Regions from separate parts of the Homo sapiens genome. Here region 2 is linked to region 1. A link is an interaction called in ENCODE POLR2A ChIA-PET data of the cell type or tissue named here. Cell type or tissue: IMR-90. All regions are shown on one strand.

What was found. ChIA-PET counts read pairs that join two places held together with the same protein. Peaks named below come from ENCODE experiments on the same cell type or tissue, not always from the same donor. Only the 100,000 strongest peaks of a DNase experiment are listed, where the experiment ranks them.
Region 2: POLR2A ChIA-PET joins it to region 1 with 5 read pairs; 2 of 35 experiments call an interaction of 5 or more read pairs at or near these places.

Annotation. Positions count from the first base shown.
Region 1 is chr10:101,066,841-101,069,340 of GRCh38, reverse strand. It overlaps KAZALD1 (Kazal type serine peptidase inhibitor domain 1), which reads right to left. Exons shown (of 5, transcript NM_030929.5): 5 at 2,282-2,500. Among named protein-coding and RNA genes, the nearest start is that of KAZALD1, 6.1 kb to the right of the region's middle. RefSeq lists a silencer at 1,312-1,411. In IMR-90, a CTCF peak has its summit at 1,301 (motif pointing right); a DNase peak (open chromatin) is centred at 1,330; H3K4me3 peaks cover 1,121 bases; H3K27ac peaks cover 776 bases.
Region 2 is chr10:102,207,724-102,210,223 of GRCh38, reverse strand. No RefSeq gene overlaps it. Among named protein-coding and RNA genes, the nearest start is that of ELOVL3, 17 kb to the left of the region's middle. In IMR-90, no CTCF peak of the experiment used is centred here; no DNase peak of the experiment used is centred here.

The DNA of each region.
Region 1 (2,500 bases):
TTAAGGCTCTGTCACCCAGGCTGGAGTGGTGCAATCATAGCTTACTGGCAGCCTTGAACTCCTGGCTCAGGCAATCCACCTTCCTTAGCTGCCGGAGTAGCTAGGATTGCAGGTGTGCGCCATCACACCCAACAAATTAAAAAAAATTTTTTTTTTGTAGAGATGGGGCTTCACTATATTACTCAGTCTGGTCTCGAACTCCTGGGCTCAAGCAATCCTCCTACCTCAGCCTCCCAAGTGCTTGGGTTACAGGCAATTTTTTTCCCATGATGTAGCCCCAGTGCTGGTACATAACAAGTATTTGTAGAAAGAATATGACACAGCCAGGCATCATGGCTCATGCTTGTAATTCCCAGCTACTCAGGAGACTGAGGCAGGAGGATCACTTGAGCCCAGGAGTTTGGGGCTGCAGTGAGCTATGAAAGTGCTACTGTATTCCAGCCTGGGTGACAGAGCAAGATCCTGTCTCTAAAAAAAGAAAGAAAGAAAGAAAGAATGATACATAATGGAATATATACTTGAAAATAAATGTCTATACATATACATATAACAATACATACAGTTGCAGTCAAGTCCAGGAGTCTCCAGGTGCCACCCCAACCCTTGGTCTATAGTAATACTCATACCTCCCCCCTTCCTTCTCACCCTCCCTTGCTGGACTACCAGGGTTTCTGCCCCTTCACTGCCTTTTTCCCCTTTCTTCAGGGCCTCTTTTTTTCCCCAGGGTTGAGGACTTTTGCACACACATACATACATACAAAACCTACATGTAGGCCAGGCATGGTGGCTCACGCCTGTAATCCCAGCACTTTGGGAGGCCGAGGCAGGCAGATCACTGGAGATCAGGAGTTCAAGACCAGCCTGGCCAACATGGTGAAACCTCGTCTCTACTAAAAATACAAAAAATTAGCTGGGCATGGTGGTGTACGCCTGTAATCCCAGCTACTTGGGAGGCTGAGGCAGGAGAATCGCTTGAACCCGGCTGCAGTGAGCTGAGATAGCACAACTGCAATCCAGCCTGGGCGACAGAGTGAGATTCCATCTCAAAAAAAACTTCATGTATAATATATCCACATACATACATATGAAATTAGATGTATACATGTATACATACAATGCACACATAACTACTATATTTTACATATAGATATCATACTAATATATGCTACACATACATGTGCACATTCATATACATTAAATGAATACAAATTGAAGCATCTTTTTTTTATTCAGATTTTTCCAGTCAAGTAAATTGTCTCAAGGCCCCTGGCCCAGGTCTGAGTGTCACTACCAGAAGGATCCACCAGATGGCACTCCTTCGCTACTTCCTGTACTCCCAACTTGCCAGAGATGTCGCCTCTTTCCGCTAAGGCACAAAACTTGCAGAGCCAGGTGTTCCCCAGGCGCTTCCCCGCACGCCACCGCCCGCGCCATCCCCCCAGCCCCCACCAGCGTGGTGAGGGTGTCCTCGGTCCCCAAGGTCTGCAGTCTTGGCCCTCTCTGAGTCGGGTTCATCTCTCGGGCTTCCAGGCTTCTTTTTGAGGGGCGCTCTCCAGCTTCGGGCTCCAGTTCTGCCCAGTCCGCACATCGACCCCCCCGGTCACCAGGGCGCCAGGGGCTGGGCTTCGCCAGGACACCCTCAGTTATACCAGCACGGCTGCGCAACACTTCTTTGGAGCCTTCGCGGTGACGAGCAGCCGGGCGAAGCGGCCCTCCTCCTCACGACAGCCCGAGGAGGGGGTCAGGGTCATTTTCAGACAGCCCCCTCTGGCTTCCTCTTCACACCCTGCTCTAGATGGAGGAGAGAGGTACGCCCAGCCCGGCTCAGCTAAAAGCAGGGAGAAGAGCCCGGCCGAGACCTGGAAGCCTCGGCTTGGGAGGAGCTGGTCCGACGGACCCTTCCTGCCCCGGTTTGTCCGGACTCCGGATCTCCGGGTAGGAGCCAGAAGAAAGCGCATTCCAGGGATTTCAAGCGAACTATACTTAAAATCTTGGAGGTGGGAAATGTAGGGTGCGACTGAGCCTCTCCCGCCTTCAGGCCTGGCAACTCTGGGTCGGCGCTCCTGGAACCTCACATCTCGGGTGTGAGCAACCTAGGACACAAAACGCGGGGATGGCTTGGAAGCCCGTGGGCAGGCGAAACCGGGAGTTCTGGCAGCGGCTCAGCCTCCCCCTCCTCCTCCCTCCCCCTCCCTCCCCCTCCCCTGCCTTCCCCCGGGAGCAGCGGGAAATTATTTATTAAAACGCCGCCCGCGCTCTCATTTATTTGCGGTGAATAATCCTCGGCATCTCAGCACGTTTATTAAACCTTTCCCGTCCCTGCGCCCGCATTACTTTAATAATAAATCGCGTGTCACTTTCCAGCGACATTATTAAAGCGGGTCCGCTGCAGCAGAGGCGGGGTGCGGGGAGGGAGGGGGCGGTGGACAACAGTTCTCCCATTCCAGGCTGTGGTGCTTGAACCAGCAGGGCGGGGAGGGGAAAACTGAGGCTGCTAGGA
Region 2 (2,500 bases), 1.1 Mb before region 1:
AGGTCAAGGCTGCAGTGAGCCAAGATCATGCCACTGCACTCCAGCCTGGGTGACACAGTGAGACTCTGTCTCAAAAAAAGAGAAAAAAGAAAGAAAGGAAAAAAAAGGATAGTACACACATACCTCAATAGGTTTGGGAGTAATTAAAGGGAAGAATTAGGCAACTCAATAAGAATTGACACTCTCCAAAATATATAACTTGTATTTGTACAAGGAAAAACATATCAGTGTCTGTAATTGCATAGACTCTCTTCAAGTCCATGGAAGAAGTTGGTAAGAGGGGCATCTGTGGAGAGGGAAACTTGGGGGTTGGGAAAAGTGGCAGGCCTTTTGACTTTCTTAGAATTTTTCTGGGTGCACATATTACTTATGTAAGGAATAAATAAAGTAAAACAGGTATAAAAATAAACTGAACTTTGAATTTTTTAAAAAGAGAGAGGAGAGGTCAGGTGCAGTGGCTCACGCCTGTAATCCCAGCACTTTGGGAGGCCAAGGCAGGCAGATCATCAGGTCAGGAGTTCAAGACCAGCTTGACCAACATGCTGAAAACCCATCTCTACTAAAAATACAAAAAAATTAGCTGAGCGTGGTGGTGCGTGCCTGTAATCCCAGCTACTCAGGAGGCTGAGGCAGGAGAATCGTTTGAACCTAAGAAGCAGAGGTTGCAGTGAGCCGAGACTGCACCACTGTATTCCAGCCTGGGTGACACAGCGAGACTCCATCTCAAAAAAAAGAGAGAGGAGAAATGTGACCATCCTTTTAGACTCAAATTTGGTGAAGTGGGTCATACTTATTTATTTACTTTTGAGACAGAGTTTCACTCTTTTCACCCAGGCTGGAGTGCAATGGTGCGATCTCAGCTCACTGCAACTTACGCCTCCCAGGTTCAAGCGATTCTCCTGTCTCAGCCTCCTGAGTAGCTGGGACTACATGCATGCGCCACCATGCCCGGCTAATTTTCTATTTTTAGTAGAGACGGGGTTTCTCCATGTTGGTCAGGCTGGTCTCGAACTCCCGACCAGGTGATCCGCCTGCCTCGGCCTCCCAAAGTGCTGGGATTACAGGCGTGAGCCACCATGCCCAGCTCGTATTTATTATATGAGCATATTGGTACTTTTTAAATCTAGTAATAATAATAATAGCTAACATTTATTGAGTTTTGCCTTTAAATAAAAAAAAAAAAAGGAGACTGTATTTTACTGGCCACATCCATTCGAGAGCTTGGCATGAAAGCCTGGGCTGAAACAGCTGGCAGGCCTCAGATGATGGGTCCTGGGCCCAAGAGATAAGGATCATGTTATGGGAGTTACACACCAATCAGGGTTTTATGGATTGAATCCAAGGGAAATAAACCAGGCAGGAATCCAGGGTTTCCAGTGTGACCCGGGAAAATCTCAAATGTGTGGGTCACTCCTCTACCACAGACACCCTGCCTCCTGGCAGAGATGTAGGTTTGATATGTGTAGCTGGGAGAGCCAGAGTGGGAGAGAGGCCTTTGGGGAAAACAAGGAAAGTGGGGAAGTAGTATGGAGGAGATAAGTGAGGCAGGGCCTGTAATGGAGAAATATACTCTTTTTGCTCCATACGTGGCTTCAGGGAGGGAACAGGTTCAGGAGGACAGCTGATGGATGTAACAGGGTATTGCTTCAAAAACCCTGAAGTCGGCACACATCCACAGCTGGGTGTTCCCATTTATCTCAGGATCACTGGTTTGGAGGTTGAGCCATTATAAGTCACTGTCTGGATCCTGACACTTCACCCAGTTGATTAGACCTGTTTTCTGGGATCATTTCCAAGAACCTCTATTTCCACTGTTTCTCGGGACACTTGAGTATTCTGAGTCTTCTGTGGAAACTAGCCAAACACTTCCAACCTCTCTCATACTTGAAGAAGAGTCAATTCTGTCCCCAACATAGGAAAACAGACGAATTAGTGCATTAAGTACCTGCTATCAGCCACTTTGCAAATTGAGCCTATACTGGACTTCACTATGATTACTTGCTATGAGTGTGAATCTTGTGTTTTTTCTAAGCTATGTGTCTTGTCTCCCCCAGTTTATGAGAACTTTTCTGAGAGCCAGGGGCCAAGTTTGCCAAACCATCCAAACTACCAAAACCTCAAGGCTCTACCTCCACATAGATTTAGTGCTCTCTCTCCATCCTAGTCTAAGGCAGGAAATAGACAGCACGGTCAAACTGGGTAATTTGATGAAAGCTTAATAAAGGAATTATTAAACTAATAAACTCATGTAGGAAAACACACAAAGGAAAACACACAAATGGACCGTGCTGTCTACCCCCTGCCTTAGACTAGTTGGGGCCATTTTTCCCCTAGGAGGAATGGCGGAGGGAGCCATTACTATTTTATTATTATTATTATTATTTTCTGACACAGATTTTCGCTCTTGTCACCCAGGCTGGAGTACAGTGGCATGATCTTGGCTCACTGCAACTTCTGCCTCCCGGGTTCAAGCGACCCTTCTGCCCCAGCCTCCCAAGTA